5 separate regions of the Mus musculus genome follow, and regions 2, 3, 4 and 5 are each linked to region 1. The links are chromatin loops, found by intact Hi-C in ENCODE. Cell type or tissue: heart. All regions are shown on one strand. Region 1 holds the start of Lmo2 (LIM domain only 2). Region 2 holds the start of Gm34948 (a long non-coding RNA gene). Region 3 holds the start of Abtb2 (ankyrin repeat and BTB (POZ) domain containing 2). Region 4 holds the start of Caprin1 (cell cycle associated protein 1). Region 5 has its middle 22 kb from the start of Gm39895.

The links. Peaks named below come from ENCODE experiments on the same cell type or tissue, not always from the same donor. Only the 100,000 strongest peaks of a DNase experiment are listed, where the experiment ranks them.
Region 2: a loop joins it to region 1, with 2.1 times the contacts of the local background. A loop is called at or near these places in 8 of 42 quality-filtered maps.
Region 3: it touches region 1 in a loop (2.8-fold over the local background); 14 of 42 quality-filtered maps call a loop at or near these places.
Region 4: it touches region 1 in a loop (2.0-fold over the local background); 3 of 42 quality-filtered maps call a loop at or near these places.
Region 5: a loop joins it to region 1, with 4 times the contacts of the local background. A loop is called at or near these places in 40 of 42 quality-filtered maps.

What each region holds. Positions count from the first base shown.
Region 1 is chr2:103,967,143-103,971,142 of GRCm38, reverse strand. It overlaps Lmo2 (LIM domain only 2), which reads right to left and starts at 856. Exons shown (of 3, transcript NM_008505.4): 1 at 431-856. The coding sequence starts at 681. All of the region lies in intron 1 of Gm38515 (a long non-coding RNA gene), which reads left to right. In heart, CTCF peaks have their summits at 715 (motif pointing left) and 1,573; DNase peaks (open chromatin) are centred at 302, 892 and 1,572; H3K4me3 peaks cover 2,315 bases; H3K27ac peaks cover 2,046 bases; H3K27me3 peaks cover 291 bases.
Region 2 is chr2:103,894,455-103,898,454 of GRCm38, reverse strand. Gm34948 (a long non-coding RNA gene) reads left to right here and starts at 2,189. Exons shown (of 4, transcript XR_866599.2): 1 at 2,189-2,339. Gm39895 (a long non-coding RNA gene) reads right to left here. Exons shown (of 3, transcript XR_866597.3): 2 at 3,588-3,792; 3 at 2,267-3,494. In heart, a CTCF peak has its summit at 1,505; DNase peaks (open chromatin) are centred at 1,344, 2,164 and 3,154; H3K27ac peaks cover 3,909 bases.
Region 3 is chr2:103,565,204-103,569,203 of GRCm38, reverse strand. It overlaps Abtb2 (ankyrin repeat and BTB (POZ) domain containing 2), which reads right to left and starts at 2,894. Exons shown (of 17, transcript NM_178890.3): 1 at 1,595-2,894. The coding sequence starts at 2,477. In heart, CTCF peaks have their summits at 2,311 and 2,997; DNase peaks (open chromatin) are centred at 1,773, 2,443, 2,963 and 3,673; H3K4me3 peaks cover 4,000 bases; H3K27ac peaks cover 3,290 bases.
Region 4 is chr2:103,795,456-103,799,455 of GRCm38, reverse strand. Caprin1 (cell cycle associated protein 1) reads left to right here and starts at 1,816. Exons shown (of 19, transcript NM_016739.3): 1 at 1,816-1,993; 2 at 2,516-2,725. The coding sequence starts at 2,516. In heart, CTCF peaks have their summits at 1,974 and 2,175; DNase peaks (open chromatin) are centred at 1,815, 2,245, 2,975 and 3,485; H3K4me3 peaks cover 3,251 bases; H3K27ac peaks cover 3,431 bases.
Region 5 is chr2:103,869,718-103,873,717 of GRCm38, reverse strand. No RefSeq gene overlaps it. Among named protein-coding and RNA genes, the nearest start is that of Gm39895, 22 kb to the left of the region's middle. In heart, CTCF peaks have their summits at 417 (motif pointing left) and 1,597 (motif pointing left); a DNase peak (open chromatin) is centred at 1,577; H3K27me3 peaks cover 589 bases.

The DNA of each region.
Region 1 (4,000 bases):
AGGAGAGTCGACGTCGGAGACCCCGGGATGTTCTAGTTGGGATGCCCCCCTTTCCAAGGCCAAATGGACAAAAAGGAAGGGAACCTGGAGAGGGTGGGACGAAAAGGGAGAAGGCAGAATCTTGTCCTCCACTCTCCCTGCCCTGCACCTGTGCCTCAGAGCTCCGGGTGCCAGCTCCTGGGCAAACTTTCTGGCCCTGGTAAAGGTTTGGGGAGCTTTCCAGATAGCCCGGAGCGGTCCGCAGGGTCGATCCCAGTTACAGCTTCCGCCGCCCAGTCCCTCTCGGTGTTTCCAGAGTCACCCGCGAGGAAAGAGAACCCCTGGGAGACGGAGGGATCAAGGGCACGCTGCGGGCGCGCACCTGGAGTCAGCCCCTCGCGCCTAGCCTGGGACCCTGTTTGGGGTGCCGGAACAGAAGCGCCACACTTACTCAGACGGGTCCAGGCTCTTCCTTTCGATGGCCGAGGACATTGGGGAGGGGGGCGGCGTGCCGGGCGGCGGGGGCGCTCCCTTTGTGGCGCGTGGCTGGCTAGCTGCCTGGACTCGGACCCCCTCGGGTGCTCGGGCGCCGCCGCTCCTGCGCCTCCTCTTGCTCGGTCGCTCCGCTGGCGAGCTCGCCCCTCCACGCTCAAGGACAGTCACCGCGCTCCCTTCAAACGCCAAAGAGAGAGAGCGAATCATCCAGCTGCCCGGCGCGCGGCGGCCAAGGCAGGGGGCCGGGGAGCAGCCCGGCCTCCCTCCGGTGGCTGCGACAGCTGCCGCTGCTCAGGACTTAACCTTCCATCCCGGTCCCGCTGCCGTCACCACAGCCGCCGCCGCCGCCGCCCGGTCCCGATCGCGCGCAGTAGCCGGCTCCGCCCGGTCGCCCCGAGCCCCTCGCACCTTCGCCGGGGTCGGGGCGCCGGGGGCAGTGAGGGGGCGGCGGCCTGGGGGCGGGGAGCTGACCGCGCGGCTCTCCCCAGGCTCCCTCCTCTCTCGCGAAGGTCTATTTTCGCTCAGCTTCCCTCTGTCTCTGGTTTCATTTCCTTTTTCCTGATCACGATTCAAATACAATAGAAGGAAATCACATTTAAAGAGACAGCTGCCCGCCCCCTCCCCCCTTTTTTTCTTCCTTTTTTTTTTTTTTTTTAAACGGGGCTCCTGGGGATTAGCAATCCAAATAGCGGCGGCGGCGGCGGCGGCGGCGGCAGCGGCAGCAGCAGCAACGGCGACAGCGGCAGCCCTGACTTGGCTTCTTAAAAGGGCCCGCGGCAGAGACCGAGAGTCTCCCCTGAGCCCCTCTCCTGGGGCAAGAATCCCGCTGCCACTAAACTGTCTTTTTCAGAGTTCCCCTTCTTCTGCCTTTCCCTTTGGCCTCAGGCTGAAAGTAACCACTCGCCCGTTCCAGCAGGAAAGAAAAGACAAGAATGTGAAATAAGCACCTGCAGAAATGCAAGCGTTGCTAATGGCTGGCTAGCGCGCGCTCGTCTCGGGTTCGAGGTCCCAAGTCCACAGTCGTGGTGCTCTGCGATGCCCGAGACAGTGCGGCTCTGCTGGCGGCAAGCTAGTAGCTGCGACTGCTCTCCAGAGAGGGGCGCAAGCTGTGTGACCAGGAACCTCACGCGCTAGGTGCGCCTGAGCAGAGCTGGGGGCAGCTAATCCCGCAGGGAGGGTGTCTGGGAGGGACCACGTTGTCCGGGTCTCCTCTCCATCTGCTGGCGGCAGAATTCCCTCCCCTAGCCTCTTTCAAAGAGCGAACTCCAGCGGTGAGGCTGGCCCTCTCTGTAAAGTATCAGCAGCAATACTTGCTTGGACCGGAGGAAGTTCCTTCCCGATAAAAAGACTTTCAGTTATTACTTACTATTATTTTGTCTTATATAAAACAAAGAAAAGGGCAGGTTTCTCCTTCAAGCTTGAAGACAAGTTCTAGAAGGAGAAAGAAATACAGAAGGGAAGAGATGGATTCCAGCTAGCTACTTTTCAGGAGAAAAACCTAGGTCCCCCTGGGCCTTGAGTTCCTTGAAACTGAGTCCAGAAATGATCGTTCAAGGCCCGTTAGCTTATGATGATGACAGTCTTCAGGTTTGTAAAGAGGAAAGTCCCGAGTGCTCTCAGAATCCATTGTTTAGTAAGAACAGCCCGGATCAAAGACATAGGCATTTCAGCCCCAATTTAAAGATTGCTTTAATAACCTAGACCAGCTCACCCCGGAAGATGATAGTCAGAAATGAATTCCCGGATTCCCCGTACTGAGCAAAGTCCTCCCTGATTTCTCCCTAGCAATAGCCTGAACCACTACCCACAGATTCGTGTCATTTCCCTCTCTCTCCATGTCCTGACACGTATACTGAAAGGGAATAATTAAAATCTGTGTTTGTGCGCCTGCCCTCGTGTTGGTCCAAAACCCACCTTCAGTGTATAAAAAGATATTTTCTATTTAAGTCCTTAGTTTTTCTAAATTAAAAAACAAATTTTTTACAATGTTTAGGCAAGCCTAAATTATATGATAAATACATAACTTGTTATTCTACTTTCATTTCTATCTGAAGTGAAAATAAACATTGTTAGTGGTAGCACAGGCCAGTAATCCCAGGTCAGGCAGGGCAGGAGCATTAGGGATTCTAAGTCATCCTCCCCTACAAAGTTCGTCACAGGCCAGTCTGGGCTACAGGAGACAGTGTCTCAAAACCAAAACCAAAAGAAGAAAAAGAAACAATGAAAACACACGGGTTGTGATTAGCAGTATATCTACTTAATAATGATGTTTTAATGCCGAGCCACTAGAACCATATTTCCTGGGGTTGCTTTAGACTCTTATCAGCTCATGTGACTAGGAAAACTACCTTCAAGATACGGCATGAAGAAAGTGGCTGAGGAGTTTGCCTGTATTGTAACCTCCCTTTTACCATCATGTGAACTCAGCTGAACAAGCAGAATTTACACTTTCAGCATCCTTGTTAGTAAAATGGGAATAATGGGATTTACTAACTAGAGGGTTTGGTGTAAGGATTGATGGAACTATACACCCATCATGTGGTACATGGATCTCTAATGAAATGGGAGCATATATATATATATATATATATATATATATATATATATATATACACATATACATATATATGTATATATATATACATACACACATATATACACATATATGTATATCTGTATATATGCATATGTATTCATATATACATATACATATATATGCATATGTATGCATATATACATATATATAACTATGTACCCAGCATGTGACCCATGGATCTGTAATTAAATGTGTGTGTATTTGTTGTTGTTGTTGCTCCAATTTCCCATAGCATTGGAATGAGTTATTAAAATAAATATCTCCTTGGATTCTAAGAGGTAACTTTGGAATGGCCAATTGTGCTTTTGCTTTGACCTGAGTGTGCTAAGGGGGCGGAGGGAGATACTTTCATGACTTTGGGTCAATTTCTTGTCTTTCACAACTCTTTGGAGGGAGCCTTCTTTGAGAAGGTACGTCTTTGATATGATGATATCTTAAGATTTCAATTTCACACACCATGGCTGTAAGAAATTACTGCCTACTGGTGGGACTTCATTCCCATTCTATGGGCAATTAAGTCGCCTAAATTTAAGTATAACATTTAGAATCAAGCCTCAAAATGTGTTTTTTATGTCTTTTTATTATGAGTGATTTTAAAGCAATCATGGCCTTACGGTATCTTCCCATAGCATCCAGTAACTGCCACGTTCAGGCAAGATTCAGCTACTCTGAGGCAATTCGAATGTGTAGAACGAGAGCTAAAGAAATCTTTGTTTGATCCCTACCCAGCAAGACTAAACTGTACCTTCTCCTCTACCCTCAAAATATTAAATACCCGGAAGTTTAGACATTCCCAAGCTTTCCTTCTGAAATAAGGATGTCAGAAGTCTGAATCAGTCTGCGTGATAAACATGACCACAGATAGGTTATTTTTCCTCACTGGAACCCCCCTTTTATTTTCTTCTTAGTACATTTACAAGTACATTCTTT
Region 2 (4,000 bases), 73 kb after region 1:
ACTAGGTACACAGTGATAAATAAAATATATAAGGTCTCTGTGTCTTTAAAGAGTTTACTAGGGGCTAACCAGAGTGCTCAGTGGGTAGAGAGTACTTGTTGACAAACCTGACAACCTGAGTTTGATGCCAAGGACCCACAGGGTTGAAGGAAAAAACCTGACTCCTGCGATTTGACCTCTGACCTCCACATGTACAACATGACTCATGTGCACCCACACATACACACACAGAGCTAACTTATTGGTCAGTTTTATGTCAACTTGACACAAGCTAGACTCATCTGGAAGAGGGAGCTTCAACCGAGAAAATGCCACCATGAGATTTACCTATACACATGTCTGTAGTGCATTCTCTTGAGTAATGATGGATGTGGGAAGTCCCAGCTCACTGCAGATGGTCCTGAGTGCTACAAGAAAGCAAGCCAGGAAGCAGCATCCCTTCCCGGTTTCTGTATCAGCTCCTGCCTCCAGGTGTCCGACTTGAATTCTTGCCTTGACCTTCCTCAGTGGACTATTACACAGGATAGGTAAACTAAATAAACTCCATCCTCCCCAAGTTGCCTTTTGGTCAGTGTTTTATCACAGCAATAGACCTAACTAAGACGTGAAAGAAAGGAAAAGGGAAAGGGAAAGGGAAAGGGGAAGGGGAAGGGGAAGGGGAAGGGGAAGGGGAAGGGGAAGGGGAAGGGGAAGGGGAAGGGGAAGGAGAAGGAGAAGGAGAAGGAGAAGGAGAAGGAGAAGGAGAAGGAGAAGGAGAAGGAAAAGGAAAAGGAAAAGGAAAAGGAAAAGGAAAAGTAGTTTGCTAGAAATCCCAACGTGTGGGTAATGAATTCTGTAAGTAGTGCCCGAACTGTATTATGTCTCACAAGCCTTTCTGGGGCAGTGGGGGAGCTGCTTTCTGTGGGATTAAGAGTCAATGGGTCTCCCTTACTTCCCTCATTAAGCATTTAACACTTATTTACTATTTTTGTATGTATAACTAGACCAAGTGTTTTGCACAGGTATCTAATTTCATCCCAGCCACAGCACTCTGAGAAGGATATTTTTACCCCCATTTACCAGCTGAAGAAATAGAGGATCTGAGAGGAAAAGTGATTTTCCTAAGAGCATAGGACCACTACGTGACAGATATGAACCCAAGGCATCAATCAGACTGGAGCCCACCAGGCTGTCCCCCCACTCCCCATTCTGCCCTGTTACATCCCCTGCTAGGTGCTGCATGAGGCAGCCCAGACCAGCACACTCCGCCCCAGGCCCCTCAGAAAGCATCGAGGGGCCTCACTCATACCAGTTCCAGTAAAAAAGGACAGAGCCCTTTGTTTGACAAACTTTGTTCCCACCCTGTGCACAGAGGGTGTTTTTCTCTCTGAAGCCTGACCCGGGCTGAGATAAGCATGATTCTGGGAGTTTGTTTGTGGGGCTGCTCTAGGTAAAAGCTTCCAGTAGCCTGGGGCAGCCTGAAGCAGCCTGGGGCAGCCTGGGTGGATAAGGGCAGCACCCAGTGGTGCCTGAGATGCATGCCAAGGGCAGGGAGAGAGAGATGGGCTCTATTTCAGGTTGCTGTGTTCCAAGTTCAGTTGATATTAGAGGGGAAAAGGAAACAAGAACTACAATAGTGATACTAATAGCTAATTAAGTGTTTGCAAACACTAAATTAATTCCATTTAATCCCTCCGGCAAACATTTCAATCATCTTGTATCATCTCCCATTTTATAAACGGGAAAACTGAGACCCAAGGAATGAACCTGCCAAAGCCACACAGTTGGTGACCCCATAAAGCCCGGCCTCCCCAGTACCAAAGCACTTGCTGGAACCAAGGGTAGAAATCAGAGACTCTGTCCTGCTTCCCTCTCTCCAGGATCATAGCTTGGGGGCGAGGTTGGACTGCCCCTGTTGGAGAGCTTTCCTGTGGGACTCTAAAGTCTCTGGCCAGCCAAGGGTCCGTGGGGCCACACTATCACACTGAAGTGGAGTGCAGAGGAAGTGACTCAATCATCAAAGGTCTGCTCTTCCTCAGGGAACTGTCCCTAATCACAATTATGCCACTACAATAATACAGTTTCTGAGAGGCTGCGAGCTGGGGCCCTGTGTCACCATGTAAACTGTTTCCTGTATCTGCCAACTCCAACAGCCTTCAGCAATTAATAGAATCCAGCTAGGCCAACCACCCTGATAAGGTGAGAGCCACACTGCTGCTGGCCTTGTTGTTCTGATGACGAATAGCCCCACTGCACACAGGCATGCTATCCTCCCTACAGCTCAGGGACACAGAGCCCGGGGCCCCCAGGAGGCCGTGGAAAGCCAAGAACATTTTGCCTGGTTTGGAAATTTCCTGGAGGTAAAAATTATTTTAATTCTCCTGATTAAAAAAAAAAAAGTCATGATTATCTGACCATCCCCAGGACTCTGGGACAAGGAATGTTTGGGGATTGACCTAAGACAGAGACCCACAGACAAGTCCCAAAGTGACTCAAGGGAAGGCGTTGGGAAATGCTGGTACAGTGACCTCAGGGTCATATGTGGGACATTCATGATCACTATAATAAACTGCTCTTCGGTCAGTGAGATGGCTCAGTGGGTAAATGCACTTGCTGCCAAGCCTGATGAAGAGTCTAATCCTCGGGGCACATATGGTGGAAGGAGAGAACTAACTCCCAAAAGTTGTTCTCTGATCTCCACACACATACATACACAGCAGCACAGATGTTCACACACACACACACACATTAAATAAATAAACAGGATTTTAAAATAGATGAGTGAACTGCTGTATAAACCTGGGGAAATTCTCCATGTTTCCCAAATGCTGTCAGCTGCCACACTTCACCATACAGGGCCTCCCCAAATCTCCAGGGGTCATGCACCTTGATCATGATGGTGCCCAGCACACCCCACAGCACAGGGTCCAACACAGCAGGAGCTCTTACTATAGCTCTCTCAGGCCTGTGTTTTTATCGCATGACCGGTGCCCTCATTTCTTGTCACTGGGTGGGGCACGTTCATTTTCTTGGGAAAGGTCAATCGTCTACCTTCTCTGGGGGCAATGCTGACTAATTAACTCATTTGGACTGTAGGCCAACTTTGCACAGGTTCACGCCTGATCCGGTTGTGCCAAACGAGGTGTGACCCTGCTGCACCTCTCAGGGGAGTGACACCTCAGAGCTTGCTCACTTTCCCCCTCCCAAGAACAATGCAAATGAGAGCAGAGGGGTTTTTGCTTGAATGGCCCCAAGAACCTCTGGGTGGGGGGGGAAGGGCGGAGCCCAGAGGATGTGGATGTTTTAAAATTAGCCTTCATTTTGCCCAGAAGACTCTGTTGAGGTGATTTGCAAATTGTGCAGGGTAATTTCCTCTGGTTTGGGCCTTTTGTGTCGCTGTGAGTTGTCGTTCTATGTTGGGCTCATTCTGCTGAACGTTCTTGGTAGAAGTCACTTTTTAAAGCTCTGGTTTCTACGCTTGAATAGAAGGAAGCAGGGAGGTAGCATTTGAAAGCCTGAGGGGAGAAGGGTGGAAGGCAATTTAGCCATGAGGAGCAGAGTCCTGGCTCCGTGCTTCCCAGCTGTGTGACCTTGGATGAGTTAGTTACCTGTACAATCTGTTTCCTCATCTAGAGCATGGTGATAACTATCAGGCTTCTGTACAGGGCTATGGCGTTCAGTGAACATAGATGCTCAGAGCCAACATATTGAGCTATTAAATGGTTTTTAAGTTGTGCTAAGCATCCTTCCCTGCTCCTGTGTCAAGACCTTCCTTTGGAATAGCAGACTCACACAGCACCCATTATGTATATCCTAGAATAGAACACACAGCTCAGGCCAAGCTCATACTCCACCAAAGATGGGGTGAGGCAACTCAATCCCCTGCTGGGTATTCAGCTGGCGGGGGGGCGGGGGGGGGGGGGAGGAAAGGTTCGGAGTGGGGGTCGGGAGGGAGTGTTCAGACAGCTATGGTTAGCAGACATTTCTCCTTTTCACTTTTGTCAAAGGCAAACACTCTGTA
Region 3 (4,000 bases), 400 kb after region 1:
CAGAAGCACCAGGAAACTTCTCCTCTTGAAGTTTGTTTTTTTGTTTATGAAGACTTTATTATACATGCATGATTGATTAGAATCTTGGCCATTGATTGATCATCAATTTAACCTTCTGTCTTGCCTCACCCCTCTTGTGGGAGGCTGGGGATAGAAGTCAGAAGGTACTAACCCTTTAAAGACTGCTTTATTCTTTCTGGTGACTAATCCCCACCCTGAAACTACCTACAGGTAGCAAGCTCTTACTTAGTCATTGCCATACAAGAATATATTTTCATTTTGGAGATTCCAGGAATTTTAGGGGTTGTATGCAGAAAATGGGGACAGAAACCTAAACACACAGTTCACAGTTTCACACTGCCAATAGACACTGGCTAGTTTATAAAAGTGGTCATCATATACAGAGTGCTAAGTACAGTGACTATTACTGGTATTCTACATTTTATCGTTCTAAATTTTGCTATCCAGAGTATGTTAAGCCACATTGTTCTAAAGTTTAGCTACCATGAGTATGTTAAGCCACGTCTAATTTGACTTTTCTCCCTTTCCAGGATCCACCTGGTCTCCTCCATTACCTGCTTATTTGCCACTGAAAGCTGCACACAAAGTGACCCTTCCAATTGGACCATAAGGTTGGTCCATCTTAAATAATACATGGTGGCCACCCCTGAAGCTGGTGTCAGATAAGCAGTCTGCTGTTGAATGCATGTCGTGCTCTAAACTGCCATAGCAAACGGCAAGTGCTTTGTTTTCACCCTTGGCTCTGAAGCCTTGCAATGCCTTCAGTTGGGGTGCAGCTACCCAGTGCTTAGTTTTCTAGACTCCGCGCCGTGCAGCTGCCCATCCCCCACACTCCATTCCCATAATGCGGTTTACTGAGCCTGTCATCTTTCCTTTCAGGAAAGCCTAAAAGGTTGTGCATTTAATTTAACATGAGGTTTTAATCAAATGCTTACTTGGCTAATGACAGCTGGAAAATTCAGCCCCAGAAGCCAGCGTGTGGCTCTTTCTGGGAAGCAGACTCAAGAGTCTCTGGTTTCCCTCACCTCTGGGCACATAGTATTAAGAGCTGGGAGCTCTCCCTCCACCTCCTGTCAAGAGGCCTGACTATGAGCACCATTAAGCCCAGGGTGCAGCACCAGAAACTGGGCTCTCCATTCTAATCTACCCATCCCATTTATCCAAGGCTCAGGTGTTGAGAGTACAGACCCCTGGGCTGCTTGCTGCCACAGTGCTGAGACAACACCAGAAGAACCACAATCTACCTATGGTGAGGTGAAAATAGACTCCTAGAGATCCAACTAACAGGGAAAACCGTAGCAGGGCAGCAAGACTCACTTTAGAGGGTTCAGGAGTAGTTTGGTCCACGCACCCATTCTCACTCAATTAGTGTACAGTCAACAGAACACTAACCACAACTTTATCCTCAAAAGTTAGACACCTAAAACAACCTTTGACAAGATTTCCACTTAAGAATTCTCCCAGAATTCCGGTGGTTCACTTCACAGCTTGCTCCTAAGAAAATCCACTCCTGGGGTGGCCCACCCAGCCTGTAGGTCAAGGTTCCCTTCACCCACACCCCCCTCGTGCTTACCATTGGCGTTCTTGCCACAGATGAGATGCTCATAGGGTTGCAGGACTCCCCAGAGCTCGGCGTCGTTGTTGATGACCATCTCCAAGGCCTCAGCGGATACCTCTCCACCTCCTGCCCCTCCGCCATCTGGGCTCTGGCTCGCCAGCACCCTGGCCCGGATCTCCTCCACCAGGTTCTCCATGCAAGCCGTTAGCGAGATGGCCGCGTACTCATGGATGCGCACGGAGATGCGAGTGTCCACCATCCAACGGAAGAAGCGGCCCACGGAGAAAGTGAGGCCGCAGCGCGCCGACTTGCCGCGGCGCAGCCCATCCCCAGCGCTCATGCTGTAGAGGGACAACGCCTTGACCGCTGCCAGTGCGCAGCTCTCGGCCAGCGCCCAGCTGTGCACCAGGCGCACCGCACTCTGCACCTCGAAGCGGGTGCACTTAGCGTGCAGCACGCTAAGGCGCTGCGCCTCCCGGGCCACGCGGATGAGCGCCCGGCGGAGGAGTCCGGCCAAGCGTCTCACAGCCTCGGCGGAGAACGAGGGCAGCCTCCGGCCGCCGACGCTTTTGCGGAGCACCCGGGCCACGTCTCCCTCGGTCCAAGGGAACTCCTCCAGCTCCGGGAGCCGCGGGCAGCGGGAGAAGAGGTCGGCCACTTCGGGATCCTCGGGCAGCACTGTGTTCACCGTGTCCCAGCTGTTGTGGCGGCTGTTCATGGAGCCGGAGTAGCACCACCAGGCCGCCCCGCGGTGCTGCTGCGCCGAAGAGTTGAGCGCCTGCGAGTTGGACTTGGAAGACGAAAGGCTGAGCGAGCGGCAGGAGTCGCCGGCCCCATACCCGGAGTCCAAGGTCAAGTCCTCCAGAGTCTTCAATGTGGAGCTGTATGTCCCGGCCATGGGGGAGCCTCCGCGCGCGGCCTCGCCGAGCGAGGGGCTCTCACTGTTCCATGCCCACTTGCCCCGGGGGAAGGGGGCGGAAACCAGCTCTAGGCTCTCGGAGGCGCCCTCCGTGCTCGCCGCGCCGCGCCTCGGGGCCGCAGCATCGCCCGCGCACAGGCCGCGGGAAGGTAGGCGAAGCTCTCAGCCGGCCGGAGCCCGACGCCGTCCGCGTTCAGTCGCGCCGCTGTCAGCGAACGGACTTCCCAGCCCTCCTCCTCTGAACTCGCGCCGCCAGCTCTCAGCTTCCCTTACAGAGCGTCCGGAGAGTCCATCACCACAGAAAGAATCCCGAGAAAACGGGGCGGCCACCGAAGAGCGAGGCGCCCGAGGTCCGTCTGGGACCAGCCGCTGAGAAAGCGCTCCACAAACTTCTACGGGGCGCGGGTTACAGACACAGATAGGTCCTCTGGAGCGGCCCGCATGCAAATACACCCGGGCGGTTCACCAATCATCAGCCACGCCGGGCAAGGGCTATGCCAATGGTTTCCGAGAGGGGCGGGAAATATGCAAATCACCGAGAATGGGGTGTAGCGGGTGGGTATGGCTGAGGGGGTTGGGTGGGGAGAACAAGCGAGCGAGCTGGCAAGGAGGTGGGGCGCAGAGACCCAGAAAGCCGGGGGAACCCGAAAACAGGCCCCAGCGCTGAGGATTAAAAGATAAACGAAAAGGAAAAGCCCCTATGTGCTGTCCCTTTCCCGCCTTCTATGCTTTAGACTTAGGCAGGCAGCTCCTTGTAAAGCTGTGAGCACCCAGCCCAGGGCAGTAGGAAAAGAAAACTGGGAGGAGACCCGACTCACCTTTCTTGTCGACTTTCTACCAAGCCCCTCCTCCTTCTCTTTTGAGAAATGAAAAGCTATTTATGTTTGGAGGGCAGGGGAGCACCTCTGCTTCTCTTCTCAGATCTATCTAGTTTTGTTTATATTGACTTTAGGCTCCAATCGAAACAGACTATCTTAAACTGGGACCTGAAAATAGCCCGGCACTCAGAGGCCTGTGATCACACCCCTGTATCCACTGTTACAGTCCACTGTTTTCCAAGGATTATCTAGGAGGTGGGAGTCCAAACCTAAAGAATGAACGGCTTTCCTCCTACCGGTGTACTATCAGGCGGATCCTTTTTGTCCAAGGTGGGAGGGAGTGCCTGCAAGGAACCAGATGAAAAACGAGGACCTGCGCTGAACACCTCGTGCATGCAGGTGTTCCCTTTTAAGGACTTGCTGGCATGATGTGCGGGTCCGCAGGTCTTCTTCCCCCTCGGGACTCGGTGCCTCCTGGGTACAGTGAATTGCTGTCCTTCCAGTAGCGCCCAGGTGCACCCCAAGCGGCTCGCTAGAGAGCTACTGATTGCATAGATCCACGCCCAGCTCTCGGAGGACCAGCTGCTCCTCCATAACTATTCACACGCACGTGCACAAGCGTGCACCAGCCCCCCTCCAGCAGGACTGCAAAATCAAAGCGCGGATTGTGCACAACGTTCGTCC
Region 4 (4,000 bases), 170 kb after region 1:
CTGTGTAATAGCCCTGGCTGTCCTGGAACTCTCTGGGTAGACCAGGCTGGCCTCAAACTCAGAGATCCACCTGCCTCCCCAGTGCTGGGATTAAAGGCCTGCACTGCCATGACAGTAAGAGTGATTTAAACCACATTTGATGAAATTAACATTCCCTATGTCACTCAGCAAATATCGAAGCCAGGCCCCTTTATGGCTTTCTTTTTTATTTTTGGTTTTTCGAGACAGGGTTTCTCTGTGCAGCCCTGGCTGTCCTGGAACTTACTCTGTAGACCAGGTTGGCCTTGAATTCAGAATATCTGCCTGCCTCTGCCTCCCAAGTGCTGGGATTAAAGGTGTGCGCCACCACTGCCCGGCTTATGGCTTTCTTTCTTACTCTTTCTAGCCACTGTGAAACACATTAAGGTTTTGCCATATTCTCCTATGTCACTCTTGTTCAGTCTGGAACTTACTAGGTAGACTAGGCTAGTCTAGTAGTCTTGAGCTTAAGAGGCCTGCCTGTCTCTGCCTCTCCAGTGCTTGGATTAAAGGCAGGAGCACTAACCAAGCTCCTCTCAGATCTTGCTCAATGGTGTTTCTTTTACTAGAAAGGTCCTCCTCTAAGCTCTCTTTGCTTCCTCCAGTCCTGGCTCAGAAGTACCCAGGAAGGTTTTCATTCCCCATCACCTTTTTTTCTTCCTTTGGTTTGTTATTTTTGTGCATACCTCCCAATACAAACACTGTGAAAAAAAAAAAGCTGTTTTGTTCACCATCTCTAGCACTGCAGATTTCCTAGCATGCCATAAGGTGCTCGATAAATACTTAAAAGCACAGATTACAGACTTTACAGTTAAGTGGAGTGAGTATCTCAAGGCCACGGGGTGCTGCTGTTTCTCCAGGCTCCCTCAGGATATACTGGTGCCAGCCAGTGTTAGTCATTTTAATTCTTTGATAGAACCCTCTTCTAAATTTCCTTTTCATGGATTTTAAATTATAAATTGGTCATTTACTGCTCTCATACATCATGTTGCTGAATTTTCCACGGATCATATTCCTTTTAGTACCTTTCTCTAGATCACTCATTTTTTCCTTTTACTCGTTATCCACCCTCTTTGACCACCCCCCCGCCCCCCAAATAATTCTCCTGGACAAAAAAGTGCCCCCCTCGCACCCCCTCCCGGCATCTTGCATAGTCTTTAAAGTTTTGGGTAAAATCTTAAACAAATCGGGTAAAGATAAGTAATTCCTGATAGGGCGTACTTATCTATCTCAGGGTAGGAGAAGACGGGTTTTTAACATGACTGGGGTAATTAAGGAGATCAAAAAGCCATGAAGGATGTTCATTCTCCATGCCTAGGTTATTGTATAATTATTATGTGGCAAGTTGCCTTTTCTCAGACCTTTTAGGGTGAGTTTGCATGCTCTCCATACAGAAGGAATTCTAGAAGCTGGGATTGCACCACCCACCCCACGCACCCCTTACTTGCAGAAACCTTTGCCCCTCCAACCCCCACTCCCACCAAATAAGGGCTCTACAAGGGGCAGTCCTCAGCTCCAGAGCCTGAGGCTTGACACCCATTGTCCCCGTTAGGATGTCAAGAGATTTCGCCTGAAGGACCCCAGCTTAGGTTTCACTCAAAACTCAAGGATCTGGGATAACGGTCTCCGTGAGGGTACTTTCCAGATATGCAAAGGGACAGGAACCTGGCGCCGAGGACACGGCCCGACGGGAGGCGCGGTCCGGTGACCTTTTTTCGACAGGCATTCCAGTCGGGCAGCCTCACCGGCTTGAAGGCCCTCGCTCCCTATTGCTCCCGCCCCCCCTCGTTGCAGAGCGCTGGCTGGCTAAGTCCCTCCCGCGCCGGCTCTTGTCCCACTAGGAGCAGCTCAGAGCCGCGGGGACAGGGCGAAGCGGCCTGCGCCCACGGAGCGCACGTCTCTGTTCTCAACGCAGCACCACCCTTGCCCCCCTCGGCTGCCCACTCCAGACGTCCAGCGGCTCCGCGCGCGCACGGTGAGCGCCATCCCGGATCAAAGGCGCCGAAGGGGAAGAAGGCCGCTGTACCTGGGTGTCCTTTTTACCTTCGGAGCGGTCCGAGCGGCTGGGAGGGCTCGCTCAGGGCCTCCCCACCCCCACCCCCAACCCGGTCACTCCAAGTGCCCTTCTCCACCCCTGGCCCTGACCTTTGTCCCTCTCGTTCTCGCAAGGCAACGGGTGCCACTTGCCCCGATGGGGACCGTTGCCCTGGCGGTTGACGGCGGCCGTGCCAGGCCCCGCCCCCGGCGCGAGCTTGGTGCCCCGGGGAGGGGGGAGGGGCGGGCGGCCCGGCGCCCCGCTGGCGGGTCGCGCGCGTGCCCGTGGGCCCCTTCCTGCCGGCGGCGCGCGCCGCCCCCTCCCCCCACCGCGCGCGCGCGTAGCCGCCTGCCCGCCCGCCCGCTGCGCGTTTTGTCCCGCGTCTCTCCCCGTCCGTCTCCTGACTTGCTGGTCTTGTCCTTCCCTCCCGCTTTTTTCCTCTCCTCTCTTCTCGGTCTAAAGATGCCCTCGGCCACCAGCCACAGCGGAAGCGGCAGCAAATCGTCGGGACCGCCGCCGCCGTCCGGTTCCTCCGGGAGTGAGGCGGCGGCCGGGGCAGCTGCGCCGGCTTCTCAGCATCCGGCAACCGGCACCGGCGCCGTCCAGACCGAGGCCATGAAGCAGATTCTCGGCGTAATCGACAAGAAACTTCGGAACCTGGAGAAGAAAAAGGTGCGAGGAGTTAGTGGAGAGGGAGGGCTCGTGGCTCCAGCCCTACACCGGTCCCGGCGGTGGATGGTGCTCCTTGCCCAGAAAACGGGCGCCTCGGGGAGGTGCCTGTCACCTGACCCCAACGCGGCGCTGCCTCTAGGCCTCGGTTACTCACATCAGGCTGAGCGGGGCCTTTCCGCCTGGTGACCGGTTGCTTGGGTGGTGGGCCCGTTGCTGGGTATGCTCCCAAACTGAGGCCTGACTTTTGAAGGAGGCCAAGGGGAAGAAACAGTGTGCCCGGCCCGATTGCTCGTGGAGTTGAGCGGTCCATGCCTTGTAACTGTGGCGTTTGCCTTTGGTACCTAGGCTGGGGGCTGGTGGAATGGCTCTCTTCCCAAGAAAAGATATGTGTCTAGACCTGAACTAGGGTTGCAGTCCCGTCAAGTCCTAGTTAAGCGGGCCTTTGCTTGGGTACCCCCGCCCCCTTCCGATGGGCTCCCTACGTTTCCCCCTTTGTTTCGATTGTCTGGGTGCTTGGAACCTCACGCCCAGCCTAGTCACGAGGTAGTTTTTAAATGAGTGTTTTTTGTTGTTGTTTTTTGCCATGACCTTTTCTTTTTAATTTATTATTTTTTACCGCTTCAGCATTCTAAAGGGTCAGGGAGATTTCCTTGATCTTTCGGAGGTGGATCTAGTTTAGACTGGAGACTGCCTCTGGGTCTCTGGGCACATGGAGTGTCTAACATGGCGGCGGCTGCGGGAGAGGGAAGCGCTGTACAGGAGCTGCATTGTGAGCACAAAGCGAAAGCAGAGGGGGAGGGCAGAGACCAGGCAGCAGCCCCGCCTAGCCCCCCCTCCCAAAAAGTCGAGCCACACCCACACTGTTTTGGCTTTAATATTTAGCCATTCTGGACCATACTGTTAGATTACTTAAACCGGCTTTTTTGTTTTATGCGTTTAGTGTAGGACCGTATACCAACACAGTTTAGAGGAAGAGTCTGGGTAGAAGTAAATTTCTACCCTGATTAAGAAAAGTAGTGGAAAGGGACAAACATGGGGTGGTAGAGTGAAAATGGAGGCAATTTACCTGGAACTGTTATTCTAACTTGCCCTTTTACATTAAGTATAATGTAACTTTTGATAACTTATGCCTGCCGGGGCATATTTTAAAATTTTGAAAAATTCCCATGAAGATGTTTAGTTAGTTGTTTAACTAGTTAGAGGAGATTAGTGAGATAGGATATTGGCTAAAAATCTGAGCTGTAGGAGGTAAGTTGGAAAAATCCAGGCTATTTA
Region 5 (4,000 bases), 97 kb after region 1:
GTCAGCCCTATACTTGTGTGTCCCACAACCTCAGTTCCAACCTATTAAAAATATTTGGGGGAAAAATGGATGCTACGAAGGACCGGGAGAGCGGAGCATGTGCGGTGTGTCAGGGATGAAGGCACTGAGTTCCTCCCCAGCATCACATAGATCACATAGGTTGTGCAGTCCTGTGACCCAGCACGCAGGAGGGAGAGGTAAGAAGACAAAGAGTTCAACATCATCCTCACCTCCATGGTTAGCTTGAAACCAGCCTGAGATAGTGAAACTTTGTATCTTAAAAGATATATAAAAATTATAGGGCTGGTGAGATGGCTCAGTGGGTAAGAGCACCCGACTGCTCTTCCAAAGGTCAGGAGTTCAAATCCCAGCAACCACATGGTGGCTCACAACTATCTGTAACAGGATCTGACGCCCTCTTCTGGAGTGTCTGAAGACAGCTACAGTGTACTTACATATAATGAATAAATAAATCTTTAAAAAAAAATTATATCAAGCCTGGCAGTGATGGTGCACACCTTTAGTCCCAACACTCAGGAGGCAGAAGCAGGGGGATTTCTGAATTCCAGGCCAACCTGGTCTGCAGAGTGAGTTCCAGGAGAGCCAGGACTACATAGAGAAATATGTCTCAAAAGCAAGCAAACAAACAACAACAACAACAAAAATATCAACACAAAATGGTGAACTTTAAAAAAAATCATTATTTACAATTGTATTCTGTAGTAGAGGTGATTTGAAGTACAAAGTACACAGAGGACATGCACTGGTTATATAGAAACGCTATGCCTCTCTACATAAAGACCTGAGTATAAGCCAGGCGTGGTGGCACACGCATTTAATCCCAGCACTCGGGAGGCAGAGGTAGGCGGATTTCTGAGTTCGAGGCCAGCCTGGTCTGTAAAGTGAGTTCCAGGACAGCCAGGGCTATACAGAGAAACCCTGTCTCGAAAAACCAGAAAACACCAAAATCCAAAAACCAAAAACCAAACAAAAACAAACAAACAAACAAAAAAGACCTGAGTATACATGAGTATATCCAGCAAGTACTAGAACCAACCACCCATGAAAACACAAGGGCATGCAATTTATTTAGCAGATCGTTAACCAAGAAGGGAGCCCTGGTGTTCTATCAGGTCCAGCTAAAGAAATGACTAGCAAGATGACACATCTGTCACCATGCCTGAGAATGTGAGTTCAATCCCAGGAGCCAACATGCTATACAGAGAGAACCAACTCCCTCGAGTGTCTTCTGGCCTTCATACATGTGCTGTGACACATTTGTTCATGCACATGCCTGTACACACCACACACACACACACACACACACACACACACACACACACACACACCTGGAACGTTGCTGATAAAGGCTAACAGCATTTTTTTTTTCTTGGCTTACTGATTTATCAAAAATCCTGCCTGTGCCTGGACACCCAGTGCATGAGGATGTGCAATTACAGAGCTAGCAGCTGTGTGTGTCCCCATCCCTGCCCGCACCTCTGATGCTGCCGGTCTCAGTGTCTCCCTTGCCTTCAGGCTCTTGGCTCAGGCTTTGGGATCTCAGGAGATGACAAACCAGCATCGCCACCTGGAGGACAGCACGAGAATCAGGGTAAGAAAAGACTGTCAGGGGCTCCAGACAAACTAACTCAGCTGTTTTGTGCACTTGTGCTGTGCTAATGAGACTGAGTTCACAGGCTCATCCCCAGAGGGACCAATTAGCACGACACTGAGAGGCACCCTTTGGAGCACAGCCTCGGTCGCTACCCTTGGCCCCCAAGTCACATTTGTGTGTGGCTGTTGGTCAGGAAGTGGCTTCGTCAATCTAAACTTACTTTTCATAATTTCTAATAAGCCCAGTTGTAAAGCCGTGTGGGAACAACACAGTGATGAAGAGCTGTCCCCTACTCCTAAGAGCCATGAGCCTGCAACAATGTTTCCTCAAATGAGCCCAAGACACTAGCAGGAGCCGTGAGGATAAATGGTTCCACAGTGCCAAATTAGCTCAGAGAACATTGATCTAATCAACGTGAGGGGATTCTTTTCAGGAGAGCGCCTCAGAGCCATCTGCCTGCTGATGGAGGCTGTTCATTTTCTGAGATGTTGTGTGTCATGCTTCCCAAGTCTAGCAGGCACAGGCAATCCCTCCTCCCACTCCACCCTCCAATTTAAAAAAAAAAATGGTTTGAAGTAATTTTAAGTAATAAATGATCTGACCCAGGGTGTGGCTACTTCTACAAGAATATGTATTTTAAGAGACAGTTTGTCCACAGAGAAAGGATCACAGTTTAATGCCAAGATTACTTTTTAAAAATAGATTGTAACATGATGTCCTATTAAAAAGATAGAACACTTGAGAAGGAAGAAAAAAAACACTCAAAAAGGCACCAAAATATTAGTAGTATTGACCTGTTGGAGTGGCTGTTATATCTCTATGTGTTCTTCAGGGTTTCCTCAGTGAGCATTTATACAAAGTTTAAAGCAATGGGGCTGGAAAGATGACTCTATAGATAAGAGCACTTGCTGCTCCTGCCGAGGTCCCAGGTGCAATGCCCAGCACCCATGTGACAGCTCAAGTGTCTGTGACTCCAGTTCAAGGGGATTCGTCTCCCTCTTCTGGCTCCCGAGAGCACCAGGAGTGCATGTGGTACATAGACATACAAGCAGGCAAAACACCCATCCGCAGAACATAAAGATACGTCATGAGGCTCGGTGCACACACTGTTAATCTCAGAACTCGGAGGGCAGAGGCAGGTTGATGTTTGAGGCCAGCCTGGTCTGTATACCAAGTCCCAAGACATCCAGGACTACAGAGTCAGACCCCATCTCAAAAACAAAGTAGTAATAATAACAATAATAATAATAACAACAACAATAATAATAACCACAGGGGTTGGAGAGATAGATGGCTCTTAGGTACAAGCACTTGTTGCCTCCTCAGAGTTACTGGGTTCAGTTCTCAGCACCCTTGAGGTGTCTCACAACCATTCCTAAATCCAGTTCCAGAAGATCTGATGTCCTCTTCTGACCTCTCTTGGCACCAAACATGCATACAGTGTACATACAAACATACGTGCAGGCAAAATAATCAAACACATAAAATAAAAGAAATAACTATTTGTCAGCCTGGTCTTCAGAGCGAGTTCCAGAACAGCCAGGGCTACACAGAGAGACCCTGTCTTGAAAAATAATAAATAAATAGATAAATAATATTTTAAATAAAGCCATAGAGCACATATTGTAGGGGAGTGTACTGTATTCATAAGGTTATTATAAATGTGTAACCCATGTTAACACTTAGGGAGGGTAACTAAGTGTCTAGACAATGAATCACAGAAACTGTCTCATTTAAATGACACATAAATCAGATGAGGTAAGGCGGTGTCTTTTGTCCCCATTTAAACTCGGATAAAGGGGAATAAACAAAAAAATAAGCTGTCTAGAATCAGAATCTGGACCATAACCTCCCTTTTGCCATCTACCCCACTGCCAACAGACACATGCTGGCACCACCACCACCACCACCATCACCACCACCACGAGGGATGAGATTACTTCACCAGGGACAGAGAAGTAAACAATGAAAACGATGACCTCATTGTAGGCCATTCAGTGTCATGTATTAAATACTCACTTAACTTGTTTTGACCCTGTGTCAAAATGCCTGACCAAAGACACTTTAAAGGAGGAAGGGTCACAGTTGAGGGTACAGTTTATAACATCAAGACACTCATGACTGGAAGAACCAGAGGAAACTGGCTATGCTGTGCCTGCAATCAAGAAGCAGAGAGAGATGAATGCCGTTCTCAGCTTACTGTGTGTGTCCTTTCTACTCATTGGGGACCGCAGCTCATGGGGTAGTACCACCTACATTTAAGATGGGACATCACCCATCAGTTACCCAAGTGTAGCTAATCTCTCATAGACACACCCAGGGGCTGCTTTAATCTCCAGAGTCCCTCACAATCAAGACCAGACGTTTATCTTCCTAGTGTTTCGA